3 separate regions of the Homo sapiens genome follow, and all the other regions are linked to region 1. The links are chromatin loops, found by intact Hi-C in ENCODE. Cell type or tissue: Calu3. All regions are shown on one strand. Each heading gives the region's core, and the rest is flanking DNA. Links, peaks and the distances in the headings are about the cores only.

What was found. A loop is a pair of places that touch in the nucleus more often than their neighbours do. Peaks named below come from ENCODE experiments on the same cell type or tissue, not always from the same donor. Only the 100,000 strongest peaks of a DNase experiment are listed, where the experiment ranks them.
Region 2: a loop joins it to region 1, with 5 times the contacts of the local background. A loop is called at or near these places in 29 of 110 quality-filtered maps.
Region 3: a loop joins it to region 1, with 6 times the contacts of the local background. A loop is called at or near these places in 12 of 110 quality-filtered maps.

Annotation. Positions count from the first base shown.
Region 1 is chr3:33,126,987-33,135,411 of GRCh38, forward strand. CRTAP (cartilage associated protein) reads left to right here. Exons shown (of 7, transcript NM_006371.5): 4 at 2,953-3,081; 5 at 5,569-5,714; 6 at 7,196-7,279. Among named protein-coding and RNA genes, the nearest start is that of CRTAP, 17 kb to the left of the region's middle. RefSeq lists enhancers at 4,704-4,753, 7,311-7,380. In Calu3, for the core only: no CTCF peak of the experiment used is centred there; a DNase peak (open chromatin) is centred at 4,835.
Region 2 is chr3:33,784,279-33,792,703 of GRCh38, forward strand. No RefSeq gene overlaps it. Among named protein-coding and RNA genes, the nearest start is that of PDCD6IP-DT, 10 kb to the right of the region's middle. RefSeq lists a silencer at 3,183-3,242 and an enhancer at 4,971-5,868. In Calu3, for the core only: a CTCF peak has its summit at 3,287 (motif pointing left); a DNase peak (open chromatin) is centred at 3,303.
Region 3 is chr3:33,247,791-33,256,215 of GRCh38, forward strand. No RefSeq gene overlaps it. Among named protein-coding and RNA genes, the nearest start is that of FBXL2, 25 kb to the right of the region's middle. In Calu3, for the core only: a CTCF peak has its summit at 4,991; no DNase peak of the experiment used is centred there.

The DNA of each region.
Region 1 (8,425 bases), core at 174-8,173:
AGGAAACAACCATATATACATTTGTTCCATGTGAGCAGAGGGATGACTGAGTTCTGCCTGTCCTTTGTCCACAAAAACTTCCTTGTGGGCAAATTATGAGAGAGATTTGTGGCTTTTTTTTTTTTTTTTTAAATTTTTGTAGCTATCTTATTTAGGAATAGGATGGGAAACACATTTGTCCTACATGGTTCCCAGCTTGACTTTTCCCTTTGGCTTAGTGATTTTGAGGTCCTGAGATTTATTTTCCTCTCACAGTATAGATATATAGATATTTAGAGTTTCTTTAGTTTTTATTTTTAAATAATTTCAAACTTGTAGAGAAGTCGGAAGAATCATACAAAGAACTCTCATGTACACCTTACCTAGATTCACCAATTTGTAACATTGATTGTGCCACATTTACTTTATTGCTCTCTCCATATGTGCTGTGGGTATAATTATTATTGTTATTATTTTATTTATTTATTTATTTATTTTTGACATGGAGTTTCCCTCTTGTTGCCCAGGCTGGAGTGCAACGGCGCGATCTCGGCTCACTGCAACCTCTGCCCCTTAGGTTCAGGCAATCCTCCTGCCTCAGCCTCCCGAGTAGCTGGGATTACAGGCATGCACCAACACGTCTGGCTAATTTTTATATTTTTAGTAGAGACGGGGTTTCACCACGTTGGCCAGGCTGGTCTCGAACTCCTGACCTCAGGTGATCCACCCACCTCGGCCTCCCAAAGTGCTAGGAGTACAGGCGTGAGCCACCGCACCCGGCCTATTATATTTTATTTTTGAGACTGAGTCTCACTCTGTCGCCCAGGCTGGAGTGCAGTGGTGCGATCTTGGCTCACTGCAACCTCTGTCTGCCGGGTTGAAGCAATTCTCCTGCCTCAGCCTCCTGAGTAGCTGGGACTACTGGCAGGCGCCACCACACCTGGCTAATGTTTTGTATTTTTAGTAGAGACAGCGTTTTGCTGTGTTGGCCAGGCTGGTTTCAAACTCCTGACCCCAAGTGATCCGCCCGCCTTGCCCTCCCAAAGTGCTGGGATTATAGGCTTGAGCCACCGCACCCAGCTCTGTATAATTATTTTTATTTCAGAACTATTTGGAAGTATGTTGCACATGCATTATTACTCTTTACCCCATTATACTTCAGTTTATTTCCTAAGAACAATAATATTATCTAAATATCCATAGTAATTAAATTCAGGAAACTTAATATACTAGATACAATGCTTGTATTCAATCTGTAGTTCATATTCTCTTTTTGTTAATTGTCACAATAATGTTCTTTCTAGCACCTTTTTTTTTCCTGGTACAGGTTCCAGTTCAGAATCATGCTTCCTATTTATTTGTCATCTTCCTTTAGAATTCTTTAATCTGGAACAATCCTTTGGCCTTCTTTGTCTTTTTATGCCAATGATATTTTTTAAGAATATAGGCTAATTACTTTGTCAACATTCCTCAATTTGGGTTTCTATTATGTGTCTTCACAGTTACATTCAGGTTGTGTATTTTTGGCTGGACCGCTATATAAATGTCCTCCTCAGGATATCACGTCAAGATATGTATGATGTTTGTTTGCACCCTTATTGTTGATGTTAATTTTTTGTTGTTGGTGGTAGTAAGTATGTAAGGCTTTTTTGTTGGTGATGGTAGTAAGTATGGAGGCGTGTTTTCAGAGTCAACCAAAGTGGAAATAATAGTTCAAAGAGTAAATGTTTCTGTAAATTAATTTTAGTGTTTTAAGGTATCATTTTGTACTTCCTACCAGCAATGTTTGAAAGTGCCTGTTCCTCCACAGTCTTATGAAATGTGTGCAACCCTTCTGGAGTCTTTTGCTTCTAGCTGCATAAAGGGAGAAAAGGGAGGGAGCCAAGGATCATGTGGGAGATTTTAGGGATTAGGCCTGGAAGTAGCATTCCTTAATTGTTACTCTCAACATGTCATTGGCCACGACTAGTCATATGGCCCCAACCTAGCTGCATGGGAATTGTAGTCTTTGACTATATTTAGGTTCACCTTACTCTCTTTCAAAGGCTGTGTAGATTCTGTTATTTTTATATACTGTAATTTATTAATCCTCATCCTATTGATTGGCATTTAGGTACTTACAAGTTTGTTTGTTTGTTGTTATAAACAGTGTTTATGTATGCCTGTGTCTAAAGAAAATTTCCTAGAAGTAGACAGCTGGGTTGGAAAATATGTGTATTTTAACCTTTGATAAATTTTGCCAAATTGTTCTCCAAAAAGTTTGTTCCTGTTTTGCTTCCATCAACAGAATATGAGAGTGTAAGTTTCACTGTTCTCTTCTTAATACTACAGTATGAATTTGTAAAACTTTTGCAATTTGGTAGTTTAAATTATTTTGGGGGTAATTGTATTTCCTAATTACAAAAGAGGTGTAGTGTCTCTCAATGTTTTTTAGACATTTTAATAATTTCTATTAATATCATTTGGCCATTTATATAGTGGATGTTCATCTTTTTCATATTGATTTGAAACAACTTTGTATATTAAAGATTTTCAGCTCCTTGTAGGTGTTGAAAATATTTTTCTTTTTCTTTTTTTTTTTTTTTTTTTGGAGACGGAGTCTTGCTCTGTTGCCCAGGCTGGAGTGCAGTGGCGCGATCTCGGCTCACTGCAAGCTCCACCTTCCGGGTTCACGCCATTCTTCTGCCTCAGCCTCCTGAGTAGCTGGGACCACAGGCGCCCACCACGACGCCCAGCTAATTTTTTGTATTTTTAGTGAGACAGGGTTTCACTGTGTTAACCAGGATGGTCTCGATCCTCCTGACCTTGTGATTCGCCCGCCTCAGCCTCCCGAAGTGCTGGGATTACAGGCGTGAGCCACCGCGCCCGGCCTGTAAATATTTTTCTTTTAACTTTTTCATTTGGGCAGGAGGCAGTAGCATATTAAGAAAGTAATGGATCCACTGCTCTGAAAATTTATATGTTTTGTTTCAGATCATTATGTAGAAGTTCTGGAATGCAAAATACAGTGTGAAGAGAACCTCACCCCAGTTATAGGAGGCTATCCGGTTGAGAAATTTGTGGCTACCATGTATCATTACTTGCAGTTTGCCTATTATAAGTGTAAGTAATCTTCTGTGACATCTTGGGTGAGGCACTTAGTCCTTCTAAGACTGTAAAATAGAGGTAATAACTCTTAGCTACGGTTGTTGAGAGTTCATCAAGGTCCACTGACAACCCTGGTGCTATGCTTTGCACAAAAAGGCAGCATGGCTTAGTGATTCAGGGCAGAGCCTGTAACCACAGTGCCTGGGTTCGATTTCAGCCTTATCACTTACTAGCTTCTCTGTGCTTTAGTTTCCTCATTGTGAATAGAGATTGTAGTACTAACCTCATAGGATTGTCCTGAGGAGTAAATGAGTTAATAGATGTGAAATGTCTGGGGTATTCCCACACTGGCACATAGCAAACTGTGTGTTTGTTTTTGTTATCATTATTTCCCTTCCTCCTTATCACTAGCTTTACTTTTCAGACTGTTAGAGTTTATTTTCTTTTCTTTTTTCTTTCTTTCTTTTCTTTTCTTTTTTTTTTTTTTTTTTTTTTTTTGAGACAGAGTCTTGCTCTGTTGCCCAGGCTGGAGTGCAGTGGTGTGATCTTGACTTACTGCAACCTCCGCCTCCCAGGTTCAAGTGATTCCCCTTCCTCAGCCTCCTGAGTAGCTGGGATTACAGGTGTGTGCCACCACGCCTAGCTAATTTTTTGTAATTTTAGTAGATATGTGGTTTCACTATCTTGGCCAGGCTAGTCTTGAACTCCTGACCTCAAGTGATCCACCCACTTCAGCCTCCCAAAGTGCTGGGATTACAGGTGTGAGCCACTGCGCCCGTCCTGTTAGTTTCATTCTAGTTGGTCCTCCCTTGATCTGAAATGGGAGTTTCTCAATCAGAACGTTCTAGTGGACAATGGGAAGCAAACGTGGGAGAGAAGGAAGTTCAGGGTTAGACTTCAGAGCCTGCGTGTTTCGGCTTTTCCTCCTCTCCCTGTACCTGACTTTGCCAAGTGCCACTTGTTCAAGCAGTGTGTCCCTTGGCAGTTCAGTTCCAAGCACAGAAGAATTATTAGGGAAAGTGGCAGTAGGACTTCCTCTGCCCTAATGAAATGCCAGGGTCTAGCGGTGGCAGGTTTCTGGCTAGAATAGATCCCCTGGGTCGCCCCTTCACACTCAGGAGTGGCTGGTCTCAGGGTGCCTTGGGAAGAGTGAGAGAGGTGATCTTGGCTTTAGCCCTCCTTTCCCACTGTGGTAATTGTGTTTTTTTTTTGCGGGGGGGGGTTCCTCTTTATCTCACCTCCCATCCTCTTCAGAACACGTAAGCCTTGCACCCTGAAGGTCAGAAAAAGAAAAAGAATATGTATTATATAAATATAAAAAGCCATAAGGTCTTCTAGCTCACTGAGCATGGCTTGGTTCTAAATGTATAAAGCTAGAACACTAGGAATTTAGAAGTGTTCTGGATGCATGCGGGCTCTGGCAGCTCCCTGGGCCTCTGAAATCCTCACGTGCCCTGAAAATCGCCCTGCATATCAGAAACTGGCAAAGACTTATCAACACTGGTGGACTGAGGCCTCTAGCTATGCTTGCTGCTTCCCAGGAAATCTGCTTTCGGGGATCAACAGTATGAATGAAGTGTACTTCCTGAAATGAGCTTCCTGAAAATCTGCCCCGTTTTGAATTTTTTCTAGACCACCTACCATGCTACATTGCTTGAGGGCAGGTGGTATTATTTATATTTGAAGAGTAAATGTCCCTAAGAGCTGGCTTTAAAGTAGTCATTACAGGAAACAGCCACTGGGTGGCACAATTTATTCATACCCAAGCTTTGGCTTCTCCGGCCAACCACAGCTTTAGCAAAGGTACTGTTGTGTAAATTAGAGTGGAATGTGCCAGAATACATACCAGGGGCTTGTGTCTCATCACCTCTTCCTCATCCTGCACTCCCAAGACAAATCCCAAGCCCTGCAAAATCCCTATGCTGAAGGTACTGTCACAGGTGGGCAACACCAAGCAGAGAGGCTGGAGGTGGGAGTTCCAACCTCAGGAGGTGGCAAAACTAGGCGACTTTCCAAATCCCCTCCAACCCAGAGGCTCCACCATCCTTTGGGTTTTCCAGGTCTGGTTTAGCTGTAGGGGAGCTAACCTAGATCTGGAGACTGTGGTCCCATCCAGATGGGATCCAGACACTCTAGGACCCAGATGAGACACCTGTTTGCTGAGCACATCCTCCCTATCTCCCTCAGCCCCAGGACAATCCAGCTTTTTCCAGCTGCTTCCAGGGACCTGAGACCAGCTCAGGTCACCAGAGCTGGAAGTGGAACATAGGCATTTCTCCATAGGCATGTGCCTAACTAGAACTAAGTTTCAAGCCTGGCCTCCAGGCTGCCGTGGAGACCCCATCTGTGGCCTGCCCACCCAGGGCTGCCAGTCGGCCCCAGGCTCTCTGAAGAAGGACTGTGGAGAAGGGGCTTGTTCATATGGCCTTTTTGTTTAGAAGCAGAGAAATTATAGGGTGTGGTTTGCTGATTTCTTCATTTGTCTTTTCTTCCCAACCCTAGTGAACGACCTGAAGAATGCAGCCCCCTGTGCAGTCAGCTATCTGCTCTTTGATCAGAATGACAAGGTCATGCAGCAGAACCTGGTGTATTACCAGTACCACAGGGACACTTGGGGCCTCTCGGATGAGCACTTCCAGCCCAGACCTGTAAGTCTGGTGCACCACACCTTCCCTTTTCTCTTCATTCTTGCCTTCTGGAGACTACCTCGTGCCTTAAGAGAAAGGGTTATTTTGGAAATAAAGGGGCTGGGCGCGGTGACTCATGCCTGTAATCCCAGCACTTTGGGAGGCCGAGGCGGGCGGATCATGATGTCAGGAGTTCGAGACCAGCCTGGCCAACACGGTGAAACCCCATCTCTACTAAACATACAAAAATTAGCCAGGCGTGGTGGCACGTGGCTGTAGTCCCAGCTACTTGGGAGGCTGAGGCAGAAGAATCGCTTGAACCCAGGGGCAGAGGTTGCTGTGAGCCGAGATTGCGCCAAAAAAAAGGAAATCAAGGAAAAGTCATTTTTTTCTGTAGTTTTGTGCATGTGTGTGTTTTAACATTTTACTGCTTCATTCTGATTTCTGAATCTGTAAAAACTCTACAAATTTCAAACATTACAGAAATATTTTACTTTGAAAACAAAATTCTCTCATAATCCTACACCTTCTTTCTCTCTCGGAAAACAAAATTCTCTCGTAATCCTACACCTTCTCTCTCTCTTTTTTTTTTTTTTTGAGACAGAGTCTTGCTCTGTCACCCAGGCTAGAGTGCAGTGGCGTGATCTTGGCTCACTGCATCCTCTGCCTCCTGGGTTCAAGCGATTCTCTTGCCTTAGCCTCCCGAGTAGCTGGGATTACAGGCGTGCACCAACATATCACACTAATTTTTGTAGTTTTAGTAGAGATGGGGTTTCGCTGGGCTAGTCTCGAACTCCTGGCTTCAGGTGATCTGCCCACCTCAGCCTTTCAAAGTGCTGGGATTTACAGGCATGAGCCACTGCGCCCAGCCTGTGCCATCTCTTTATCTCCTGCTTTAAAGGTATATATTTACTCATATATATAGTAAATATTTGTGTATTTTTATAAAAACAAGGTCATATTTACATAGTTTTACAACTTTTTGCAACTTTGTCTTTCTGACAATTTGTCGTGAATATTTCTCCATGTCACATCCATGTATCATCTTAATTATTATCCTTTAACAGCTCCCTGGTAGTCTCTTTTGCGGATGGACCATCATTTAATTCCCTTGATAGGCAAACTCACCACTTAGCATGTGTTGTCAGTGAACCCCATTCATTATATATTACTTTCAAAAGATTTTTTCTAATTGATCTTTGCTCTTGTATTTTCATTGGGATTTCTATATGCCATCTTGATTTTCATAAGTTTGTCTTCCACTGAGGGCTGGCCACTCTTTTTTAAAAATTGAGATATAATTTATATAGGATAGAATTCACCTTTTTAAAGTGTACAATTCAGTGGTTGTTAGTATATTCAGAGTTGTACAGCCATTACCACTATCTAATTTTAAACATTTTCATCACCTTAGAAAAAACCCCATATCCTGTTCCTCCCTCCTCCCAGTTCTAAGATGAAAAGGTTGGTCCTATAAACTGTTCTCTGTTGTGTCTGAACAGGAAGCAGTTCAGTTCTTTAATGTGACCACACTCCAGAAGGAGCTGTATGACTTTGCTAAGGAAAATATAATGGATGATGATGAGGTAAGTTTTCATGCTTAGCACATGTCTGGTGGCTACGAGAAAATATTACTCACATCTTTGCTAGAATCACTGGAAGGCTGAGTCCTCCCTGAAGTAAGAAACAGAGGGGACCTTGAGAAAGACAGTTCCTGTGGGTGTTTCAGTGACAGTCAGAATGCTGGCATGGGAAAGAGCGGCTTTCTAGGAAACCTAGGCAGGAGTGCCACATTTCCTGATAGCGAAACGGGTGTGGGGCCACACTCCAGGAATTCACAGTGGTCATTCTTCATCTTTTCACTTTATATAAAAACAGTGAATTTTTAATTGCTCAGCACTCTGAAGAGACATGGATACTCACACCCCAATTTTTCTGCTAGACTATTGCTATTATTATTTTTTCTAAATTGCATCTTTACTGTAAGCATTTTGTCATTCTCTAGAATTGCTTGAAATTCCTGATTCCACCTTACTCAGCTGACCCCTTTTCTGACCCTGACTCAACTGGTTATGGAGTGGTCATTTTGTGATGAGTCTGGTCACAGAAAAGCCATCATTAGCGGTAGTATTTAGAGTATTTGTTTGGAACAAACTGGAAAATGCTTACTGAGAAAGCTGGGGACTTGTCAGCTATTGGAGCTCGAAGAGAGCTGTGAGCTTGCTCTGGTCTGATCCTTCGCTTTATAGATGAGGAGCATGGGGCCAGCAAGTTTCCTGAGCCTCCAGGTCTGCTCTTCCTATACCCGTTTTAGGTGAAGTACCTCTGAATAAGACATCTTCGTGGAATTTGTTTTCTGTCTATAAATATGTATGGGATGAACTCATCACTGGCATTAAACAACTGAGTCTCAGTTCTTTATCTATAAAATGGGAATAATAATACTGCCCTCCCAGGGTTGTGAGAATAAAATACTGTGTTGCATGTGGAAATGCTTTCTAAACTGGAAAGTGATGCAATGCCTATGTCTTGGTTTGGGTATCCTTGAAGCAGAGCCTGAGACAGGATCCCAAGATGCCACAGGGGCCATTCCCCCATTCCCTAAAGGAAGGAACACCAGCCAGATACCAACAAGATTGGCCACTGTGGTTTACAAAGTATAGCAGAGGCTGGGTGTAGTGGCTCACACCTGTGATCTCAGCATTTGGGAGGCCAAAGCAGGTGATTGCTTG
Region 2 (8,425 bases), core at 242-8,241, 660 kb after region 1:
GAAAAATTCTACAAAAGAAATATTCAAAATAGCCATTTTAAAGAGTACATCTGTAGGTCTAGAACTGAAAGGGAAAAAAAGGAAAAAAGTACAAAAGTGTACAAAAAATCAGCCAAGAAACATATAGAAAAATCCATAGACTTACTAGAAATAAAATTAATGCAAATTAAAACTGTGAGGAACAATTTTTCATCTTTTTAATTGGTGAAGACTAAAAAAAAAACTCAAAATAGCTAATGTTGGTTAGGTTTCAGTACTTTCATACACTGTTGTTAGAAATGCAGTCAACCATCTCTTCTAGATGAGGCAAAATTCCGTAAGCCAGATCAAAAGCTTTAAAAAATGTCCATGTTAGGCCAGGTACAGTGGCTCAGGCCTGTAATCCGAGCACGTTGGGACTGAGGTGGGAGGATCACTTGAGCCCAGGAGTTGGAGACCAGCCTGTGCAACATAGTGAGACCCTGTCTCTACAAAAAATAAAACAATTAGCTAGGCATGGTGGATGTGCCTGTAAGTCCTAGCTGCTTGGGAGGCTGAGGCAGGAGGATCATTTGAGCCCAGGAGTTTGAGGCTACAGTGAGCTATGATTGCACCATTGCACTCTACCCTGGGTGACAGAGTGAGACTCTTGTTTCAAAAAAAAAAACAAATCAGTACTTAGAATAATCAGTACTTTGTTGGAATAATCCAACAAAATAATAATGAATGACAAATGCACATAAAGAGTTAACTACCATCTTGGCCATGTTGTTTACAACATCAAGAAAGTGGAAACAGGTCAGGTGGGGTGACACATCTGTAACCCCAGTGCTTTAGGAGACTGAAGCAGAAGGATTGTTTGAGGCCAGGAGTTAAAGACCAGCCTGGGCAACATAGCGAGACCCCATCTCTACAAAGAGTTTAAAAATTAGCTGGGGATGGTGGTGTCTGCCTGTAGTACTGGCTACTCAGGAGGCTGAAGCAGGAGGATCATCTGAGCTCAGGAGTTTGATGCTACAGTGAGCTATGATTGCACCACTGCATTCCACCCTGGGTGATGGAGTGAGACCCTGTCTCTCTTAAAAAAGAAAAGAAAAGAAAAAAAGAGTAGAAACAACCTAAATACTCAAAAATAGACAATTGGCTTAAGTCACTCCCATGGCAATGGGATGTTTCAGCAGTTTTAAAGCAAATAAGAAGGCCACTAGCCTGAGGTTGTCTCTGCACCCTGAGCCCTTACATAAGCAAGCTGAAGCCTTATTTATTTATTTATTTGTTTATTTATGTATTTATGTATTTTTATGAGATGGAGTCTCACTCTGTCACCCAGGCTGGAGTGCAGTGGCATGATCTCAGCTCATTGCAACCTCTGGCTCCCGGGTTTAAGCGATTCTTCTGCCTCAGCCTCCCGAGTAGCTGGGATTACAGGCACGTGCCACCACACCGGGCTAATTTTTTATATTTTTGGTAGACAGGGTTTCACCATGTTGGCCTAGCTGGTCTCAAACTTCTGACCTCAAGTGATCTGCCCGCCTCGGCCTCCCAAAGTGCTGGGATTACAGGTGTGAGCCACCGTGCCCAGCCCAAAGCCTAATTTAGAGGTATTTCTTATAACTGACTTAAATAGACAAACAAAAATACAGCCCTAACCAATCACAAACAGCCACTGAGTGAATTGGCTATATAACTAGGTGTCTCCCATCAGATTATACCCAAATAAGGCAAACACTTAGCTGTAGCAATTCAGGTAATTTCTTCACTTTGCTTCTGTGTTCAGCCTATAATAGGTAGGTGCTTCCAGAGCAGAGCCCATAACCTCTTTTGGTCTTGGTGCTTCCCAATTCATGAATCATTCTTTTACTCAAATAAATGTGTTAATTTCATTTAAACTTTTTTTTTTAACAGCAAGATATCATATTAAATTTATCATATAAAAAGTGGCCGTTATTGGTAAGAGGTTGACTTGGGGAAGTGAAATGAGATTTGGTGAGAAAAAAAACTCTCTGCACTCTGTCCATCATTTATTAATAGAATGTTTTCTTTCTAGAGATGAACTATTTCTACTTCTAAACATTGAGGAGATACAAAGAAGGGCTTTTGGCTAGATATGGTGGCTCATACCTGTAATCCCAGCACTTTGGCAGGCTAAGGCAGGAGAATCACTTGAGTCCAGGAGCTCAAGACCAGCCTGGGCAAAAAGCAAGACCCCATTACTATTAAAAAAAAAAAAAAAAAAAAAAAAAAAGAGGCTTTCAGCAATGATAGTGATAAAATTACAAAAAAAAAAAAAAAAAAAAAAAGCAACAGTAACTAACATTGAGTACTTACTGTGTTCTGGGCAGCCTGTCAGGTATTTAATGTATTTTATTTAACTCCCATGATAGCCCTTTGGGGTAGGTAGTATTCTTTATCATCTTTAGGTGTGAAGACTGAGGCTTAGAGACGTTGAGTGAACGGCCTAGAGTGAGTGACACAGCTGATAAATATTGTAGTTAGAATTTAAACTCTGGAAGTCAGGATTCCAGACATTCTTATCCACTGGGCTGAACTGCCTCGAATAAGTAAAGCATCTCCGTTAGTGGAGATCCCCTAATAGCCCTCTGTTCTGGGAGACATACCGAGGGATCATTTTAATTAGGTAGATGTAAGGAAACACAGGGGAAGGTTGTAGCTGGACATGTGGGAATTGACAATGAAGCTCTTTTCATCATTTTCTTTGGTACATGAAGTTCAAAGGCTGCTGGGAGAAAGTCAGCAAATTTTCCCAAAGACTAAGCTTCTGGGAAGGCAGTTACTGAGACCCCTGATCACTTCCTTTAGGAGGGTTAATATTGCTATATCACCTCTGGACTGGAATGGCCCTGACCTGACGTGGCAGCAGCAAAAGACAGGAGAAATTCGCCATGGAGAGGGGAGCCTGGACTGCTTACCTGGACTTAACAATCCTGGCAGCAACAACAAGTTTCTAGCTCAGTTCCTACAAATTTTACTCTAGCATCACACATGTGTCCTAGGAAAAAAGCCCTTTGTGTTTGTAACTTTGGAACCATAGATTGTCAGAGCATTTACATTTTTTTTTTCTTGGTGACAGAGTCTCGCTCTGTCAGCCAGGCTGGAGGGCAGTGATGTGATCTCGGCTCATTGCAACCTCCGCCACCCGGGGTCAAGCGATTCTCCTGCCTCAACCTTCCGAGTAGCGCGTGATCTACCTGCCTTGGCCTCCCAAAGTGCTGGGATTACAGGCACGAGCCACCGCGCCCAGCCCAGAGCATTTAAATTTTAATAGCTCCATCCTGCGAAAGGTCGTGCTGTAGTAGATATTCTGTGTCTCAACAGTGACACCTTGTGGGGCAGAGGTAGCAGAGGCTGGGGGCTGTTTGGACTGGAGTAGTTTTCTATCTTTCTTAAAGTCAGTTATAAGCAGGATTGATCTTTTGGACTCTGTTCCTGAACTTAACATGGAAGGACAAAAACACGTAGAAAACATGATGTACTGTGTACACCTAATCAATTTGAATGTTGAGTTTTGATTTCACTCACAATTCATTCATTAAAGATTAAAAGTACAATGATACACTACTTTTCATCTAACAGGTTAATAAATATTAAAAAGTAGGACAGAATTTAGTGTCAGTGAGGGTATAAGAAAACTATCAAAAACTGTTACTGGAAATAAAAAATCGTGCAAAAAATTGGAAGATAATCTATGATAACATATACCCAAATTTAAAATGCACATATTCTATAATCCAGTAATGCCATCATTAAGAATTTAGGAGTGTTGCTGGGCACGGTGGCTCATGCCTGTAATCCCAGCATTTTGGGAGGCTGAAGTGGGTGGATCATGAGGTCAGCAGTTCAAGACCAGCCTGACCAACATGGTGAAACCCCATCTCTACTAAGAATACAAAAATTAGCCGGGCATGGTCGTGGGCGCCTGTAATCCCAGCTACCCGGGAGGCTGAGGCAGGAGAATCGCTTGAACCCAGGAGGCGGAGGTTGCAGTGAGCTGAGATCGCACCATTGATTGCACTCCAGCCTGGGCAACAGAGCAAGACTCTGTCTCAAAAAAAAAAAAAAAAAAAAAAAAGGAATTTAGGAGTGTTTTCTAATGATTTTTTGTTTGTTTAATGTATCAATTAGGATGCAGTCATTTGTAAAGAACAACGATGAAAAAACCCAATTCAAACATGTTTGAACAATGGAGGGGATTTATTAGGCAATGGACCGAGATCCCAGAAATAGAGTGGACTTCACCTGGGGTTTGACTCAGCATCTCAGAGATATCATCGTCCACCTAGTTTCTTTCTAACTCCGTTTTCTGGCTTCTGGGACATCAAACTAATTCCCTATCAAAGTTATAAGATGGCTGACAACAACTCCCAAGGTATAGTGGACATATGTTTTCTTTATGGCCACAAGGCACCCTTGAAAACCTTTCCTATGGAGAGTTCTCCATCTTATAAGTCCTTATTTTCTCAATGTGAAAATCAGAAATTGTTTCCCAGTCTCCCTTGCAGCTCTGTGAAATCTGGTGACATGAAGATGCAATCACCATGCAGAAACCCTCCTGGCAAGAGTGGCAGTACTAGCTCCAGAAGCAGCAGTTGCAGAAGTTCAGGTGAAAGTCCCTAGGGACCAGCACCCTTGCCAGTGGGGTATTTGTGCTCATTGGGAGCAATGGTGGTGTTTTCTTTGGAGCAGTTCTACAATAGGATAAATTGTTGTGTGGCCCTGAAGCCGGATTCTCTGGTCTTCCAGAGAGTCTATGAACTCATTGATATCCTTTAATAAATTTGCTTTCTGCTTAAATTATCCACAGTTCATTTCTATTGTGTGCAAGAACCCTAATACACAGAGATACTTTTTTTCAGCCACATCTAGAGAGTGGGGTAACTTTCAGAAATTCCCTCAAAAGAGCTAAGAAGCTTCCTTCTCTGTTATCTCTGGCAAACCTCTTTTTACATCTCTATAGTCAGAATTGGGTCATTTTTTTTTTTTCTGTACTACTGGGGCTTGAGGACGGGATTATGATAATGATCTAAGGCCTGAGCCACATTCTTATCCCTTAAGGCTTAAGACAAAGAACAAAGAGGGAGAGGCGAGGACACCCAGGGTGAGATCAGGAGGATACTAACTTCAGAGAGGGGTGAATGGGTGAAAGTATATTGGAGGTAGAAGAACCACAATGCCTACCAGACAGAGCAACTTACATCAAACCCTTTGAACTTCCAAGCTTGCTCCTCACATGTGTGAAGAAGTCTGCATAAACCACTATATTATGTTGCTGTTTGTCACCACCTGGAACATCTGGACAGAGTCCCCAGGATAGGATACAACTTCCTTTCCATGGGGCCAGTCACATTCTTTGCTGTCTTGTTCCTTCATTCTGCCTTTAATGAGGGTGGGGTCAATAAAGAAAATGGCAGTAAATTTCTCTTTAGTTTAATGGAAAATTCCTCTGGAAGTTCACCCCTCATTGATGTACTCCACTTCCTTATTTTTCTCCCCTATTCTTAGGAGCCAATATCTCTGCAACAATGCTTCCTTCTTCTCACCTTTCAAAGCAAGACTTTATTCATTCTCTGAACAACCCACCCCTTCCAAATAGATCAGACTATACCCCTAGCGGTATATTTCTCAAAATTTGGAGCCTGTTCTGAGTAATATGCTTTTCAAGCGAATTTTACCCTTAGTACTAGTGACATTTAGGGCTGGATAATATTTTTGCTATGAGAGACTGTCCTGTGCATTGTAGAATGTTTAGAAGCATCTCTAGCTTCTATCCACTAGAGGCTAGTAGCATCCTCTCCCACCAAGTTGTGACAACCAAAAATGACCACTGGAGAGCAAAATTACCCATTTAATAACAAGTAAGCTAGAATAATACTCTGGGGGAGACTGTGCTGGGTGAGAGTAGAGGAGTTCTCTTATATTCCAAGTTAGGGTGGAGAACGTGGGGAACTTTATCCAGGTTTCACCAAAAAGTAAAGGACAGGTGAAGGAACTCACTTCTCTTGTGAGTCATCAATGAACTTCTTTGCTCTCCTGACTGTGCTGCAGGGGACTGCTGAATCACCATCTCCCAAGGACAAATATTAATTTTCATAGAGTACAGCCTAACCACAAGGTAGAAGATACATATTTTCCCATCTGTCCTTCTGTCCTGTAATTTTACAAGGCCATCTCTCTCTTTCTCTCTTTTTTATGAGACGGAGTCTCGCTTTGTCACCCAGGCAGTAGTGCACAATCTCAGCTCACTGCAACCTCTGCCTCCCGGGTTCAAGTGATTCTCCTGCCCCAGCCTCCTCGGTAGCTGGGATTACAGGCGCCTGCCATCACGCCCGGCTAATTTTTTTGTATTTTTATTAGAATTGGGTTTTCACCATGTTGGCCAGGCTGGTTTCAAACTCCTGACTTCAAGAGATCTGCCCTCCTCGGCCTCCCAAAGTGTTGGGATTACAGGTGTGAGCCACCACGCCTGGCCATGGCCACATCTCTTATAATGAGGTATGACAAATTATTATTCAGCACAGACTTAATCCACCTATCTTGCTTCCAAATGTATCTTCTTTGGATCATCCCTGAGTAACACTTTTTAAAATTCCCTTAGCTACTCACAGAGTTGGCCAAAGATAAGAAATTATTACTTGGAAATGTAATCCCATAGTTTCTTTTTTATGATGGTGGTTGCTGTGTTACTTGGTACACAGATATTTTGGGTTAGCTGATACAAAAGTTTGATATTTCAAACTCTTATCTTTATTGTGGCTTTTAGCTACATTTTTTTTTCTGGATAATTTTAGCCTTTAGCATTATGAAATGTCCTTAATTACATTTAAGCCTTTTTGGTCTGAATTGTCTGATATCAAAAGAACGACCCTGCACTCCTATTGTTTCCATTTGTCTGGTGTTTTAGTTAGTTCAAGCTGTTATAGATTGGGTGGCTTCAACAACATTTATTTCTTACGGTTATGGAGGATGTGAAGTCTAAGAGCAGGGTACCAGCATGATTGGGTTTTGGTGAGTGCCCTCTTACTGCTTTGCATATAGACACCTTTTTACTGTATCCTCACATAGCAGAGTGAGAGAGGAAGCAAGTGCTGTTGCGTCTCTTCTTAGAAGGGCACTAATCCTATTCATGAGGGCTCTGTGCTCACAATCTAATTACCTTCCAAAGGTCCCACCTCCAAATACCATCGCATTTGGAACTGAATTTCAAGAAGTGACTGTTGGGGGTACACATTCAGTCCACAGCACCTAGTATGTCTGTCTATTCCTTTCTATTTAGCCTTTCTGAATCATTTTGTTTTAGGTATGTTGCTTGCATGTACCATAATGATAGTGTATCAGTTAGCTTCTGTTGCATAACAAACCATGCCAAAACTTAAAAACCAGCCATTTATTTAGCTCATAATTCTGTAGGTTGGCTTAACAGTTCTGGTCTAGATTGGCTCAGTTGATCTCTCAGGTGCTTGCTTCTGTGTCTGAGGTCATCTAGGGTGTTGCCTGGTTGTTGGATGATCTAAGATAGCCTTGTTCATATGTCTGACAATTAGCAGACTGTTGGTTAGGGCTAGGAGAGTGACTCAACCACGTCTCTCATAATCCAGCAGGCAAGACGGTACACATGGAGGTCACGGGGTTGCAAGTGCAGTAAGAGAGGACAAACCCTGATGACTGAAGTGTCTGCTTGCATCACAACTGCTAATGCCCCATTGGCCAAAGCAGCTCACATCAACGACCTAGACTTAAAGGGTGCAGAAAAAGACTCCACTTCCTGGTGGGAAGATCTGCAATGTCACACTGCAAAATCATGATAAAGGGAGAGGAAGAGTTTGTGGCCAATTTTATAATCTATCACATTGGGTTTTCTTTTGTGAGTCATTTTAAAAGTCTTTTTCTTTACTTCCTTTTTTCTTTACCTCCTTCTGCTATTCGATTTTTTAACTTTAAGTGACATTCATTGATATCATTTAAATATCTTTTGACTCCCATCAATTGCCTATTTACCAATAAATTTACTTATTTTACTTTTCCTTTCTGATGACTGCAACTTACTATGAAATGGATCCAAAAAGCAAGGTAGATTTATGGGTGGATAGAGGGAAGATTAGATGGACAAATGTGAGATAAAGCATGCATAGTAAAATGTTAATGTTAGAATCTAGGTGGTGGGTAGGTGAGTGTTTATTGCAAAACTCTATGCTGTGGCTGAAATTTTAAAAATGAATTGTGAAGTTGAGGCAGGAGAATCCCTGGAGTCCAGGAGTTTGAGACCAGCCTCGGCAACATAGGGATATTCCGTCTTTACAAAAAATAAACAAATAAATTAGCCGGGCATGGTAGTGTGCACCTGTAGTCCTAGCTACTTGGGAGGCTGAGGTAGGATAATTGCTTGAGCCTGGGCCTGGAAGGTTGAGGGTGTAGTGAGCCATGACTGCAC
Region 3 (8,425 bases), core at 280-8,279, 120 kb after region 1:
ATTAGTCTTACAGAAAATAATTTTGGCCCTAGAATACTTTTAATATCCAGATGAGTTTATGATACTTCTTTGTGCCGGAAAATAAAGAGCTGATCAAAGAATGGTAGGGACGTATTAAAAGGACACAGGAAACTGTGGAGGGGCTCCCACTGGCCAAATCCAGGACAATTTTAACAGCAAAATAAATAATAACAATATTAAATTACAATCCATTGAATAAAATAAGAATTTGAGTCCATACTGATATAAATACAAGAGTGCAGAAATGCATGTGGAGAAGGGAAAGCTCTTCCTTGCAGAAGAAAATGTATGAGTAAGTGTAGAAGGAATAATGGAAATAGATAACCATCAATAGGCAAACATCATAGTGGTAGTTGATATGGGTAATGGTGGTCAATGTTTGCTAAGGTTGGTATATGGAGGTTTAATATTAACATATTATCAAAATATATTCCCACAATTTTTCAAATCCCCTATGAAGGGAAAAATGGTGACTTTACAGTGGGAACACTTTATAGAGCAGCCCTGGTTCTTGACCAATAGTCCAGGTTAACCTCACAAGTGATAGCACACATTGATATCATTACTTCCTGATGTGATACGCTGAGAAGCATAGCATCATTACTATGGTGTTCCTGCCAAGAGTACATGTCTGAATCTGGCCATAAGCAAACATCAGATGAATCCAAGTTACAGGTCACTCTACAGAATGAAAGGCGTCTATTCTTTAAGTCCATCAAGGATATAAGGGACAGGGAAAGACTGAGGAATTGTTCTGCATTGAAGGAGCCTCAAGAGACATGACAACTATATTAGTTATGTATTGATGCATACAAATTATTCCAAAACTTATGGCTGAAAACAACTATCATTTATTTTGTATTTTTAAAAATATAGTTTATTTATTTTAATATTTATTTATTTATCTATTAATTAATTAATTTCTAGACTGGGTCTCAATCTGTTGCCCAGGCTGGAGAGCAGTGATGTGAACATGCTTCCCTGCAGCCTCGATTTTCTGGGCTCAGGTGATTCTTCCACCCCAAGCTCCCAGGTAGCTGGGACTAGAGGCATGCATGACCATGCTTAGCTAATTTTTTTGTATTTTTTGTGGAGGTGGGATTTCATCATGTTGCTCAGGCTGGTCTCAAAACTCCTGGGCTCAAGCAGTCCTCCCACCTTGGCCTCCCAAAGTGCTGGGATTATAGGTGTGAGCTGCAGTGCCCAGCCCTAATTTAAATTTTAAATTTTTGTGAGTACATAGTAGGTGTATATGTTTATGGGATACATGAGATGTTTTGATACAGGCATGCAATGTATAATAACCACATCACAGAAAATGGGGTATCCATCCTGTATTAGTTTGTTCTAGCATTATTATAAAGAAATACCTGAGACTGGGTGATTTATAAAGAAAAGAGGTTTAATTGGCTCACATTGCTGCAGGTTGTACAGGAAACATGATGCTGGCATCTGCTCAGCTTTTGGGGAGACCATAGGAAACTTAAAATCATGGTAGAAGACAAAGTGGAGAAGGTACCTCACATGGCCAGAGCAGAAGCAGAAAGAAAGAGTGGGGAGGTTCCACACACTTTTTTTTTTTTTTTTGAGACGGAGTGTCACTCTGTCACCCAGCCTGGAGTGCAGTGGTGCAATCTTGGCTCACTACAAGCTCCGGCTCCCGGGTTCATGCCATTCTTCTTCCTCAGCCTCCCGAGTAGTTGGGACTACAGGCACCCGCCACCATGCCGAGCTAATTTTTTGTATTTTTAGTAGAGACGGGGTTTCACCGTGTTAGCCAGGATGGTCTTGATCTCCTGACTTCATGATCCACCCACCTCAGCCTCCCAAAGTGCTGGGATTACAGGCATGAGCCTCCGCACCTGGCCCCACACACTTTTAAATGACCAGATCTCAGGAGCATTCACTCGCTGTCTCAAGGACAGTACCAAGAAAATGGTGCTAAGCCATTCATGAGAAACCCACCCCCATGATCTAATCACCTCCCACCAGGCCCCACCTCCAACACTGGGGATTACATTTCAACATGAGATTTGGGCAGGGACACCTATCCAAACCATATCAGATCCCCTCAAGCATTTATCTTTTGTGTTACAAACAATCCAATTATACTCTTTATTTTAAAATGTACAATTAAATTATTATTGACTATTAGTTACCCTGTTGTGTTATCAAATACTAGGTCTTATTCATTCATTCTAACTATTCTTTTTGTACCCATTAACCATGCCCTCCTCACCCCCCACCCCACAATATCCTTCACTGCCTCTAGTAACTATCCTTCTGCTCTCTATCTCCATGGGTTCAATTTTTTTTTTTTAATTTTTAGATCTCACACATAAGTAAGAAAATGCGATGTTTGTCTTTCTGTACCTGGCTTATTTCACTTAACATAGTGACCTCCAGTTCCATCCATGTTGATGCAAATGACTGAATCTCATTCTTTTTTTTGTGGCTGAATAGTACTCCATTGTGTATAAGTACCATATTTTCTTTATCCATTCACATGTTGATGGACACTAGGTCACCTCCAAATCTTGGCTATTGTGAACAGAGCTGCAACAAACATGGGAATGCAGATATCTCTTTGATATACTGATTTCAACAAGCATTTATTATCTCGCAGTTTCTGTGAGACAGGAATCCAAATGTGGCTTAGCTGGATGTTTCTGGCTTAAGGTCTCTTACAAAGCAGCAATCAAGTTGTTAGCTAAGGGCTATGGTCATCCCAAGGCCCAAATAAGGGAGGATTTACTTCCAAGCTCATTTATGTAGCTATGGACAGAACTAGGGACTGGAGACATCAATTCCTTATCACACAGGATTGATGGTTATCTATTCTTTCCATAGGGCAACTCATGATGGCAGCTGCTTCCTTGAAAGTGAGCACGAGAGCAGGAGAGACTGCCCAAGGAAAAAGTCACTGTCTTTCTGTAACCAAATATCAGAAGTGATATCCCATCACTTCTGCTGTTTTCTATTTGTTAGAAGACAGTAAGTCCAGCATATACTCAGTGGAAGAGTATAATACACAGGCCTGACCACAAGGAAGCAAGGATCATGAGAGCCACCTTAGAAACAGTCTGCTAAAGGAATGCAGTGTATTCCTGGAGCAGATAGGAAAAAAAAAAAAAAGACATAGTTGAGACAGTTGGTGGAATTTGAATGGGGTCTGTGGATTGGATGGCAGTGTTGGATCAATGTTGATTTCCTGAGCTGGAGGACTGCTTCGTGGTAACAGAGGAGAATGTTCTTGTTTGGGGGAAGCTCTAATTAGTGTTTAGGGATAATGCAGCATCATGCCAGTAAAGTATTTTATAATTATATATCTATCTACCTCTCTACTGAGCAAAAGTGAAGCAAATGTGATAAAATGTTAGCAATTAGGGAATCTAGGTTAAGGATATGTGGGAGTTCTTGTACTGTTCTTGCAACTTTTCTTTTACCATAACTTTCTGTGGGTTTGAAACCATTTCAAATATTTAGAAAAAATTCTAAAAAATAATATGAGTTAAGTAAGGGTTGAGGATAAAAGGAAGAAAAACTCATACTAGAGTTCTTGTTTTATTTGGTGGAAAGAGCGACTGATTAACTACTTTGACAGAAAAATGTTTGTGTGTTTATTTTGATATTTTAAGAGTAATTACTAAAAGTTTAGAAACAATGTGTATATCTTTCAAACAAGTAGAGGGAAAAATGAAAAACTTGTTCAATCAAACAGTAAGGAAGAAACAAGCAAAAAGACCCAAACAATAGTACCTGGAACCTATAAAATAAGTTTGCAGAAACAAGTTCAAATACAACAGTATTCATAATAAATGTGGACAGATTAAACTCATCAATTCATAGAGAGGGCATCTCATATTGCAGATACAACATATTCCTATATAAATCACGTACATAATACATAAATGCATATGTATGAAAAATTATCTATAAACTCATCTATTCAAAGACAGGGCATCTATCTATGCATGCATATATGTGAAAAATTGTTTATCTTTCTATCTATCTATCACCTAAAATCAACCTTCCAAAGGACACAACCTAGAGCAAAACAACACAGAAGCTGGGCATGGTGGCTCATGCTTGTAGTCTCAGCTACTTGGGAGGTTGAGGCAGGAGTATTGATAGACCCCAGGAGTTCAAGGCCAGCCTACATAACACAGTGAGACTCCCTTCTCTAAAACAAACAAAAACCTGGTGAAAGAAACACAGAAAAATTAATAACAAAGGAATAGAGAAAGATACACCAGATTAATAATAACGCAAGATATCTGGTAAAGTAATAAAGAGTAAATAGGATTCACGGTGAAAAATTCAGGACCAAGAGGGATATTTCATATTGATAAAATGACAAATTGTCAAGATGATATTTGTTAAGAATGTGTAGGAGCTAAAAACATATATATTTTTTAAAAGCTATTTTATTAAGATATAATTTACAAACCATGTATTTCACCCATTTAAAGTGCACAATTCAAGGGTTTTTAGTATATTCACAGATAGGTACAACCACCACCAGTCGGTTTTAAAATATTTTCATCACTCGGAAAGAAACCTCATACCCTTTAGTCATCATCACCCTACCAACCCATTCCTCCTCCAGCCCTAAACAACTATTTTCTATCTCTATAGATTTCTGAACTTTCATGTGAATGGAATCATATAATAATTGGGCTTCTGTAACTGGCTTCTTTCACTGCACAATGTTTTCAAGACTCATCCAAGTTCTAGCATGCATCAGTACTTCATTTCTTTTCTATGGCTGAACATTACGTTATGTGGATATACCACATTTTGTTTGTCTATTCATCTACTGATGGACATTTGGTTTGTTTCCTCCTTTTGGTTATTATGGATAGTGTTTCTATGAACACTCAGATAAAAATTTTTGTATAATCATGTTTCCACTTTTCTTGGATATTTACTTACAAGAATTGCTGGGTTATATGGTAACTTTATGTTTAAGCATTTGAGAAACTGTCAAACTGTTTTCCACAGTGGCTGTACCATTTTTATATTCCCACCAGTAGTTTATGAGAGTTCCAATTTCTCCACATTGACACCAGCACTTGTTACTATCTGACCTTTTGATTCTAGTCCTCCTAGTGGGTGTGAAGTGGTATTTCACTGTGTGGGTTTTTTTTTTTTGTTTGCTTGGTTTTTGTTTTGTTTTGAGACAGTCTCACTCTGTCACCCAGGCTGGAGTGCAGTGGCATGATCTCAGGTCACTGCAACCTCCGCCTCCTGGGTTCAAGTGATTCTCCTGCCTCAGTCCCCTGAGTAGCTGGGATTACAGCTGCCCACCATCATGCCTGGCTAATTTTTGTATTTTTAGTAGAGATGGGGTTTCACCATGTTGGCCAAGCTGGTCTCAAACTCTTGACCCTCAAGTGATCCACTTGCCTCAGCCTTCAAAAGTGCTGGGATTACAGGTGTGAGCCACTGTGCCTGGTCTTCATTGTGGTTTTGATTTGCCTTTTCCTGATTAATAATTCTAAGTATCTTTTCACGTTCTTATTGGCTATTTATATATCTTTCTTAGAGAAATGTCTATTCAGAGCCTTTGCCTATTTTTAAGTTGAGGTATTTTTCCTTTTATTATTAAGTTGTAAATATTCTTTATACATTCTAGATACAAGTCCCTTATCAAATACATGATTTGCAAAAAATTTCTCCCATTCTGTGGGCTGTCTTTTCTCTTTCTCGATTGTGTCGTTTGAGACACAAAAGTTTTTCATTTTGTTGAAGCCCCATTTATCTATTTTTTCTTTGGTTGCTTGTGCTTTTAGTGTCATATCTAAGAATTCTTTGTCAAATCCCAGGTGGCGAAGATTAATTTCTATATTTCCTTCTAAGAATCTTCTATTTTTTAGCTCTTACATTTAGGTCTTTGATCCATTTTGAGTTCATTTTTTGCTTGGTGTAAGGTAAGAACTCAACTTTACTTTTGTTTTTGCATGTGGATATCTAGTTATCCCACCACATTTTGTTGAAAAGACTATTATTTTTCCTATTGAATGATCTTTACCTCCTTGCTGAAAATTGACCATAGATGTATGGGTTTATTTCTGGACTCTCAATTCTATTGCACGGACAATATAGCTTTAAATTTTATATAACACAAAAATTGACAAAGGATGCAAAAGAAATTGACAGCCACGGTGGAAGTTTAAAAAACACTTCTTGGCCAGATGCAGTAATCCTAGCACTTTGGGAAGTCAAGGTTGGAGGATTGCTTGAGGTTAGGGGTTCAGGACTAGCCTGGGCAACATGGCAAGACCCCGTCTCTAAAAAAAATTTAAAAATTAGCTGGTGGTATGCACCTGTAGTCCTAGCGACTCAGCAGCCTGAGTTGGGAGGATCATTTGACCCCAGGTGTTTGAGGTTGCAGTGAGTTATGATCACAGCGTTGTACAGATGGCAAATAAGCAAATGAAAAGATAAAGATAATATCATATATCATTAGAGAACTGCAAATTAGAACAATTATACACCACTATATACCTATTAGAATGGCTAAAATCCAAAACTTCTGGTGAGGCTATAGAGTAACAAGGATGCTCATCCATTGCTGGTGGGAGTGCAAAATGATACAGCCACTTTGGACGACAGTTTGGCAGTTTTTTAAAGAAAGCTAAATATACTCCTTCCATATGACCCAGCAATTGTGCTTCTTGGTATTTACACAAATGAGTTGAAAATGAACACAAAAACCTGCATACAAAGTTTATAGCAGCTTTATTTATAATTACCCAAACTTGGAAACAACCAATATGTCATTCAGTAGGTGAATGGATAAACAGGTACATCCACACAACAGATTATTATCAGCAATAAAAATAAAAGAGCTGTGAAACCATGAAAAGACATGGAAGAACCTTAAATGTATATTGGTAAGTGAGAGAAGCCAGTCTGAAAAGGCTCCATACTGTATGACTCCAACTACTACATTTTGGAAAAGGCAAAGGTATAAAGACAGTAAAAATGGCCGGATGTGGTGGCTCACGCCTGTAATCCCAGCACTTTGGGAGGCTAAGGCAGGCGGATCATGAGGTCGGGAGATCGAGACCACCCTGGCTAACACGGTGAAACCCCGTCTCTACTAAAAATACAAAAAATTAGCCGGGCGTGGTAGCGGGTGCCTGTAGTCCCAGCCACTTGGGAGGCTGAGGCAGGAGAATGGTATGATCCCGGGAGGCGGAGCTTGCAGTGAGCCGAGATCGCGCCACTGCACTCCAGCCTGGGTGACAGAGCGAGACCCCTTCTCCAAAAAAAAAAAAAAAAAAAAAAACCAGTAAAAAGTTCAGTATGGGGCCGGGCGCGGTGGCTCACGCCTGTAATCCCAGCACTTTGGGAGCCCTAGGCGGGCGGATCACGAGGTCAAGAGATAGAGACCATCCTGGCCAACATGGTGAAACCTCGTCTCTACTAAAAATACCTGCTAACAAAAGTTAGCAGGTCGTGGTTGTGGGCGCCTGTAGTCCCAGATAGTCAGGAGGCTGAGGCAGGAGAATCACTTGAACCTGGGAGGCAGAGGTTGCAGTGAGCCAAGATCGCGCCACTGCACTCCAGCCCGGGCGACAGAGCGAGACTCCGTCTAAAAAAAAAAAAAAAAAAGAAAGAAAGAAAAAGAAAAGATCAGCAGGTCAGTAGGGGTCAGAGATTGATGGGTGGTGGGGGAGGGAGCGGCACAAGGGATTTTCAGATCATAAAACTATTCTGTATAATACTGTAATAGTAGATACATGACCTTGCACATTTGTCAAAACCCGTCGTACAACACAGAATAAACCCTAATTAAACTATGGACCTTAGTTAATAATAATGCATCAGTGTTGATTCATCCGTTAACAAATGAACTACTATAATGCAAGATGTTAATAATAGCGGAAATTGTGTGTGGGTTGGAGAGATACGAAGTGTATATGAACCCTGTACTTTCTGCTCAATTTTTCTGTAAACTTAAAATAGCTCTAAAAAATAGTCTAGTAATTAAAACAAATAAAGGCAGAAATTAATCACATAGGAAAAATGGAATTGATTGGAACCATAAGATGGCTTTTTGAAAAAATTAATAAAATAATACAGATTAAGTCCTGATAATATTGATTAAGTGAAAAAGGGAGGACATGTAAAAGCGTTTAAAACCTTGTAAGAGGTAATTTTGCACTAATAAATTTGAAAATCCAGATGAAAATAATCATTTTCTATAAAGATGGAAATTACAAAAATCAACTGAAGAAAGTATAGAAAACCTAAATAGACCCACTAACCACACAAGAAATGGAAATTTTTGTGTAATTTCCCAAATGTGTCCAATAATTTTACAAACAAGTTTTGCAAAAACTTTAGGGAAGAGAAAATTGCTATCTTACACAAAGTATTCCAGAGTACAGAA